2 separate regions of the Homo sapiens genome follow, and region 1 is linked to region 2. A link is an interaction called in ENCODE POLR2A ChIA-PET data of the cell type or tissue named here. Cell type or tissue: GM12878. All regions are shown on one strand. Each heading gives the region's core, and the rest is flanking DNA. Links, peaks and the distances in the headings are about the cores only.

Region 1 (4,341 bases), core at 313-4,312, 120 kb before region 2:
GCAGGAATGGCCGAGGCTGGGACTGTGGCTCTGGGAGATGCAAGAGGCTGAGTTTATAAACCATTCTCTCATCCATCTCCTCTCAGAGGTCCATAACCAGTCTCAGTGGTCCTGGGAGGCAGGAAGTGATCTGAGGAGGAGTTCCGATGTCTGAGGAACTGTGGCTAAGGCGTTCAGCCTTCAGAGGCTCGAGGTCTTTGAGAGCCTGCATTCTAGTATCAGCCACCCTGCGTTTGAGTCCCAGCTCTGCTAATGACTTGCTGGATGACATTGGGCAAATGACTTAACCACTCTGTGCCTCAGTTTCCTCATCTGTGAGATGGGGATGATAATGGTACCTACCTCATGAGATTTTGGGAAGGTTAGGGAAATTGACACAAGTGTATCAGCTGGCGCATATTGAGAGCTGGATACATGTTAGAGATTTTGTTACTTCAAATGCCTGGGACTGGAGGAGGACTTTGAGGTCCCTTTGAGCGGTGACAGCCACTGATTCTCTGATTACTGTGTGGTTTGGGCGGGGGTGGGGGAAACCCAGAAGGTGTGAACTGCTGAGTGGGAGAGGTGGAGGCGGTTGGCAGGGAGGAAGGAGGGTGCCGGGTCCGCTGGCATGCAGACACACATCTGCAGTGCCCATCCTGCTGACTGGGAAATTCCCACCTGAGAGAACAGTCAGTGGTTGACAGTGACAATCTGGGCCACTTTAGGAGATGGGACACTTTGGGAGTTAAGACTGGGGGTTGGGACCCAGAACCCTTGCCTGGGTCTCTTGACTTCTGCCAGAACTAAGAAGTCTGATGGAAACCTCTGCTTGTTGCCTCAATTTTTAGTTCTACATTCTGTCTGAATTCCAGGAAGATGGCTTTCCATGAAAGACACGCACCCAGTAACACCACAGAGCTCTTAACAACAGGGCTGAAGGTGTGAACCAAGAAAAGGAAGGGAGGAAAACCAGGTCATTGCTGTCTCCTGCAGTGATTAGGGCTGAGGTCCCTGCCCTGCCAGACACGAGGAGCCTTTCTTACAATACATATTTTATATCAAGCCTTACTATTCTACGTTGAAATGTATAAATAATGAAACCTACCTATTTACATGCAGTTGCAAACTATGTTATTCCATAGCTATGATGGAGAAAAAAAGGGAAAGTAATTTATAATAAAACACTGATTTGAATATGTAAACGTTGGGGCCACAGGACTCCATGAGGTGGACGAATGCCCTCCATGCAGAAGCCCACAGCAGAGGGAACAGGCAGGGTGGCAGGGCTCAATCTGAACCTGGCCTTGCTGCCAATACCATGACTTTCTGAAGTTGTCAACACCTGTTGGCAAAGCGCTGAACAAAATTAAAAAAAAAAAAAGAACTGTCTTTCCTTCTGGAAAATTCAGTAGATATTAAAAGTACAAAAAAAACCCTTGTTTTATGTAAAACTGAGTTAGGTTCATGACTCAGATAATTTTTTTTTCTTTTACTTTTTTTTGGGACAAGGTCTCGCTCTGTCGCCCAGGCCAGGGTGCAGTGGTGCGATCACTGCAGTCTCAACCTCCTGGTCTCAAGCAGTCCTCCCACCTCAATAGCTGGGACTATAGGCATGCGCCACCATGCTCAGCTGATTTTTTAAAATTATTTGTTGTAGAGATGGGGGTGTTGTTCACTGTGTTGCTCAGGCTGGTCTTGAACTCCTGGACTCAAGCGATCCTCCTGCCTCAGCCTCTCAAAGTGTTGGGATTACAGGCATGAGCCACTGCGACCAGCCAGAGAACTTTTATAAGCAAGTTTTTCCCTCCCAGGAAGAATTGAATCTTCACCACCCTGGGCAGCGTTGGGTGCTGGCATCCCCCACCACATACACGCACCCCACCCCTAACGCTGGCAGTGCCACCCCAACACTATGTTGACCACACGCCACCACAAATCCCAAAAATGCCCCTCTAGCAGGCGGCCACTGGCCTAAGTGAAAATGAAAAGCACATGAGCTCTCGAGCTGTGATCAACTGGTTAAAAAGCAACTGTGTGTCGACAGAGATTCGGGGTGCAGTGTGCCGGTGCAGGCTGAGGGGAACCGCTGGTTGGGGGAGAGATGAATGGCTTCTTGGCTGAAGCTGAGAAAACCCCGAGGTCCCCTGAGACTGAGACACGTCCCCTCCCCCCACCCATGCAGCTCCTGTGGGTGGGGCGGGGACCTTATACACATAGGAACCCAGGCAGAGAATGCTCAAGGACTTGCCTGAGGCCCTGCTGCCACCCCGGCTGGTTGATGATGGGTCCTGGAGGAGTTTCTGGAGCCCTAAAGGAAACCCATTTCCCAGACCAAGACTTCTCCCCTGCAACCAGGGCCAGCCCTCAGAGAGCCTGGGTTTACACTTCCTGGGCTCCTGATGGATTGCAGGTTTGCCTGGGACTCCTGCACAGAGTTATATCTAGAGGCTGAGAGAGAGGGATGGATGGGTTTGCCACTGCCAGGCAGAGAGAGAGCTGGGCAGGGCCGGGGTAGCTGAGGGGCACTCAGGGAGACAGCTTTCTCCCACCCCTGCTCCCCAGGCTCCCTGTCTCCCGAGGTCCAGGACTCCTGCCCCTCCCTCTCACTCCTCCTCTTAGGCCCCACACTCCTCTCCTTTGTACCTGGGAGGGGTGGTGACAGGCGTGGAAGCTGGTGGAAGCGGCCGAGGAGTGCTGGTGACCTCAGGGGTGGCATGTGGTTTGCTACCTGGTATGGGTGGGGGCTTCTCACTTCTCAGGAGCGGGACGTTAGTACCTGTGTGCAAAATGGGAGCCATTATCTCTGCCCTTAATTTATTTAACAAATGTTGTTGAGCACCTACTCTGTGCCGGATGCCGTCCTAGGGGCTGGAGACACTGCATGAACAAGACAAAAACTTGGGCCCCTGGGGAGGTTATAATCTAGTAGAAGGAGACAAAATGAGTAGATGGATTATTAAAAGCATATGCATTGTGAGAAAATTCCAGCAGGTGCAGGGAATAGAGAAAGGGAGTGGTAGGGCCTGTGATACTTCAGGTTGAGCTGCTTAGCGCTTTTTTTTTTTTTTTTTTTTTTTTTGCCCTGTGGGCCCCTCTGATAGCTGGTGAAGCCCGCACACCTTTCTCAGAACAATGATATTTTTAAGGTATAAAATCAAATACAAAGTATTACAATAGAAACCATTTCTATTAAAACATAGCAAAATACTTTAAAAATTGTGGTAAATGTGCTGCTTTATTCAATGTATTAAATAAGATCTAGCATTGGGCCTAATGACAACCATGGTTTTGAAGTTGTGATGAGCATAAAAGATATTTAGAGCAATCTGCAGCAACTGTAATGTGATATGTAAGTATCTGTGACGTCTGTTGGTGACAAGGTCACAGGTACGGCTGATAATACCTCTGTGGTTTGTTGCCTACGCTCGTACTTGAGAGTGATGCTAAATTTCAGTTAGAGGTTAGGGACAATACAATTGTAATTTTTTCCTACCCTAGTTCTCAGGCTCATTCAACTCTACGGAGCCAAGTTAAAAATGCCTTCCAGGTGTAGTGGTTTACGACTGTAATCCCAACACTTTGGGAGGCCAAGGCAGGAGGATCACTTGAGCCCAGGAGTTCAAGACCAGCCTGGGCACATAGTAAAAGCTTGAAAAAAAAAAAAAAGAAAGAAAGGAAAGAAAGAAAAGAAAGGAAAGGAAGGAAGGAAGGGAGGGAAGGAAAAGAAGGAAGGGAAAAAAAGAAATAGCCGGGCATGGTGGCGCTCACCTGTTGTCCCAGCTACTCAGGAGGCTGAGACAGGAGGATCACTTGAGCCCGGGAGGTCCAGGCTGCAGTGAGCTATGATCATGCCACTGCACTCCAACCTGGGTGACAGAGCAAGACCTTGTCTCAAAAAAATTAATTAAAATTAAAAATGCCTACTTCAGATAAAGTGACCAGGGAAGGCCTGACTGAGAAGGTGGGCGACCTGAAGGAGGGTTTTAGTAAGCTTTCAAATGCTGCTGTGGGCCCGGGGCCCTGTGGCAGGGCACTGGGACCCATTAGTCCTCCGTGTCTCCAGTCTGGCCCCTAGGGCTCTGGGCTGTCTGCCTAAACTCCCCGTCATAACCAAGAAGGTGCTGGACAATGCTGGCAGGGTCAGAGGCTCAGGGACCCCAGGAGAGTGCTGGGCTGGTTGGAGGAGAAAGAGGTCCAGCAGAGAAATGACCTCAGAGTGAGGAAAGGCAGTAGGAGGGGTCGGGCAGGGAGCCCGAGGCATCTGCCTGGCACTTCCCTAGACCATCTGCACTTCTGCTTCCAGAAATCATACAAAGTGGCCCCTGTGACCTGAGAGTGGGAGACCAGGTCTGTTCTGAC
Region 2 (4,391 bases), core at 178-4,177:
TAATTCAGCTCTTAGCAGCCTCAACAGGATGTATCATCTTTGAAATCGTCTTAAAAAAGAACATAAAGACATAGCAACAAAATACTCCCTCTCTGTGTGTCTATATCTCCCTCCCCTCTCAATCACACACACACACACATCCCCACCCACCCACGTACACACATCCCCCCACCCACCCACATACACACATCCCCCCACCCACCCACATACACACACACCCTCAACCCACACACTCCAACCCACCTACACACACCCCACCACCCACCCACCCACACATACACACACACCCCCACCACCCACCTACCCACACACACCCCCTCCACCCACCCACCCACACACATGCACACACATACACACACCCCCCACACACACAGTGGGTACACATGTGATTCTGAATGCAGTCATAAAGCACAATTATCTTGAATTGGACTGTTCTAACAAGTGCTTCATGTAGCTCAAGTCAACTTTACAAAGGGGAAAAATGGAGTCTGACTTTCCTGTCTGGACAGCAGCAGGAAATAGATGATGTCTCTGAAAGACAGGCTTATCTCATTCCATTTAGTCTCTTGGCATGTGTCATTCATGCTGCTGCTACTGAAGATCATGGAAGTTGAAATGATTTCTTAAGTTACTGAAGACTGTTTTCAGAAAGGTGGAACCACAGAGACATGATCATGAAGATAAAACTATCTGAAGAGTCTATTTGGGAATCAGATTTTTTTCTGAGTTTCTAACTGCCTTTTAAGATATGCAGAACTATCAGTTTCATAGTTCCATTGTAACATTTTAAACTATTACAAAAGTGAAGTTTTTTTCCCTTTTCTCCTGATTTTAAATATAAGGTAACTAACTCCAAGGAAGATGAGGCAGCTCGCCCCAGGTCCCAGTGAAATCAGTGATAGAGCTCTCTCCATACACAGCTAGGTCTCACTCCTGAAATTTTCTATACTATGCCATGGTTGTTTCCCAACTGATGACATGCCAGAACATCTTTAACTCTGCCCCAATTTTAGTATTTTCACTTATATTATCTGAAGCTTTTGTTCAAATCGTTGATGTAAATTGAAATTCTTTGTGAAGCCTGGGCCCTTTTTTTTCTATCTAAACGTTCTTTAAATTGCAATATGAACAGAAAATTAGATTTGGAAATGACTCCCACCAAAGCACGAAGGCTGCTCTGGCAGGCAAGTAATGGGAGATTGTTCACAGCCTCACAAGGGACACATGAATACTACCAGCATAGTCATTAATGCCAACTGAGATTCAAAGAGAACATGTCATACAGTGCCAGAACTAGAAATGGGCTTGTTCTTATGGATGAAATGTCATGTAACAATCATTTTTTTCAAATCATAGAGTGAGCTGCTAAGTAACTCTCAGAGGAGTTCTATTGTTCTCCACTGGTTTGTTCTGGAGTCAGTACTTCTCACCAAGATATTAGGCAATTACCAGGAAAAGCAGGAAAATAAGCACTGTAGGCATATTTTCTCCCCCAAGATTTCTAAAAAGAGTCACATTTAATGTTTTAAGATTAAGAATATATTATGAAAAGTACTACAGGGATGTTTTATTCCTCTGTGATAACTTTCATATATACTGGTGGGTTGTTTGTTTTTGTTTTTTGAACCAATGCTCACTTTCTTGAGGTACTTTCTCTTTAAAATTTTGTTCAAGACTGCAAGTGTGTAAACTCATAGAAAAGATTTGGACGAGGCCAGGCACAGTGGCTAAAGTCTGTAATCCCAGCACTTTGGGAGACCAAGGCCAGAGGACTGCTTGAGCCCAGGAGTTCAAGACCAGCCTGGGCAACACAGGGAGACCCTGTCTCTTAAAAATAAAAAATTAGCCAGGTATGGCAGTAAATGCCTGTAGTCCTAGCTACTTGGGAGGCTGAGGCTGGAGGATTACTTGAGCCCAGGAGCTCAAGGCTACAGAGTAAGCTGTGATCGTGCCACTGCACTCCAGCCTCGGTGACAGAGGCAGACCGTGTCTCAAAAAAAAAAAAAAAAGAAAAAGAAAAAAGGAAAAGATTTGGAAGAATAAAGACCAAACCTAAAATAAATTATCTCTCTGAAGGGGAAGTTGATGACTAGGGGGTAGGGATGGTACAGACTCATTATCACGTACTACTTGCTTAGTTTTAGTTGCCCTAAGAAGCATTTTTTATATTTACTGGAGACCTATGATTGTTAAAGACCAAAAAATATAAGCTTCAATTTTAAGTGCTCTCTACCATTGATTTTACATAAAGCCCTAGGTAATAAACATATATCTTCTTTGATATTTTCTAATTATAAGGCCCTGAATGCCTACCTCCCATGCGCCACTTTTTATATATATAAACACTTAACATATACACTTACACATATTTCCACATACACACTTTAACATATATATACAAATCTGCAAATATCAATCAACCTATAGGAATAATGCCTTTAAAAAATCTGCAAATGAAAAGAAACAGACAACTCTGAAATAGCTATAATGGGTTTACTTCCTTTTCTGACCCAGATTCCCATGTTTATGGCACTATTACTGGTATGTATCACAATTAAAGCACTGTATTAAACTATTCAATGACAGCTTTTTCAAAGAATGGCAGTCAACTCACTTGCTCCAAGCCAAAAATGGAATAGGAGAAATTCATGTATTTTAGGACACAGTAAGGGTGTGTGCCTGGTGGCACACTCTATTTTTAGGAGTTATATTGGGAAACTTGCTTTGTGTACACATGTATAAAAAAAAAACAGTAATAGAAGGGTAACTACATGACTTATTTCATTCTTACATCTCTGCCCAACATGAATAAGGTAATGTCTTCCCAAGAGCTTGTAGTTTTAACTCACTATTCCCAAAGGCTTATTTCTACATTTATATACATAACTAAAGGGGTTCCTTGATGACTTTATGGCTTATGTTCAATAAATTTTAAAGTCTGTAAAATTTCAAATATATGCACTAGCAGTAAGTAAAAATGTATTTTAAGGGAATGACAGAAATCTGAGTACACTAACCTAGAACTTGGAATGGAATTATAGCTCTCAGGTAACTATCAGCATGTGATGCTCAGAGGGATAACATAGATTAATTCTGCCACTTTATCAAGTGATAGGCTGTCAATATCTTTTCCTGGACACTGTTCATGACTTGATATATAATATGGTTTAAATTTCTGTCCTTGCCCAAATCTCATATCAAATTGTAATTTTCAATGGTGGAAGAGGGGCCTTGTGGGAGGTGACTGGATCACAAGGGCAGACTTCCCTTGCTGTTCCTGTGACAGAGAGTGAGTTCTCACAAGATCTGGTTGTTTAAAAATATGTAACACCTCCCCCTTCTCTCTTCTTCCTTCTCCGGCCATGAAAGACATGTCTGCTTCCCCTTTGACTTCTATCATACTTGTAAGTCTCCTGAGGCCTCCCCAGACAAGTTTCCTGTACAACCTGCAGAACTGCCAGTCAATTAAACCTCTTTTCTTTATGAATTACCCAGTCTCAGGTAGTTCTTTATAGCAATGTGAGAACAGACTAATAGTTTTAAAAATCAGTATAATAGCAAATCATGTTGTGACACTTGCATCAAGAGGAATCCACTGCCAAACCCTAGTTTTTCCCATTAATACAACTATTCTTTTTTTTTTTTTTAATTTATTTTTTTATTGATAATTCTTGGGTGTTTCTCACAGAGGGGGATTTGGCAGGGTCATGGGACAATAGTGGAGGGAAGGTCAGCAGATAAACAAGTGAACAAAGGTCTCTGGTTTTCCTAGGCAGAGGACCCTGCGGCCTTCCGCAGTGTTTGTCCCTGATTACTTGAGATTAGGGAGTGGTGATGACTCTTAACGAGCATGCTGCCTTCAAGCATCTGTTTAGCAAAGCACATCTTGCACCACCCTTAATCCATTTAACCCTGAGTGGACACAGCACACGTTTCAGAGAGCACAGGGTTGGGGGTAAGGTCACAGACCAACAAGATCCCAAGGCAGAAGAATTTTTCTTAGTGCAGAACAAAATGAAAAGTCTCCCATGTCTACTTCTTTCTACACAGACACGGCAACCATCCGATTTCTCAATCTTCTCCCCACCTTTCCCGCCTTTCTATTCCACAAAGCCGCCATTGTCATCCTGGCCCATTCTCAATGAACTGTTGGGCACACCTCCCAGACGGGGTGGTGGCCAGGCAGAGGGGCTCCTCACTTCCCAGTAGGGGCGGCCGGGCAGAGGCGCCCCTCACCTCCCGGACGGGGCGGCTGGCCGGGCAGGGGGCTGACCCCTCCACCTCCCTCCCAGACGGGGCAGCTGGCCAGGCTGGGGGCTGACCCCCCCACCTCCCTCCCGGACGGGGCGGCTGGCCGGGTGGGGGGCTGACCCCCCCACCTCCCTCCCGGA

The links. ChIA-PET counts read pairs that join two places held together with the same protein. Peaks named below come from ENCODE experiments on the same cell type or tissue, not always from the same donor. Only the 100,000 strongest peaks of a DNase experiment are listed, where the experiment ranks them.
Region 1: POLR2A ChIA-PET joins it to region 2 with 11 read pairs; 3 of 35 experiments call an interaction of 5 or more read pairs at or near these places.

Annotation. Positions count from the first base shown.
Region 1 is chr1:24,921,503-24,925,843 of GRCh38, reverse strand. The region is part of intron 2 of RUNX3 (RUNX family transcription factor 3); the gene reads left to right. Among named protein-coding and RNA genes, the nearest start is that of MIR6731, 4.3 kb to the right of the region's middle. In GM12878, for the core only: no CTCF peak of the experiment used is centred there; DNase peaks (open chromatin) are centred at 433 and 2,093; H3K4me3 peaks cover 2,867 bases; H3K27ac peaks cover 3,258 bases.
Region 2 is chr1:24,800,330-24,804,720 of GRCh38, reverse strand. The region is part of intron 2 of CLIC4 (chloride intracellular channel 4); the gene reads right to left. Among named protein-coding and RNA genes, the nearest start is that of CLIC4, 57 kb to the right of the region's middle. In GM12878, for the core only: no CTCF peak of the experiment used is centred there; no DNase peak of the experiment used is centred there.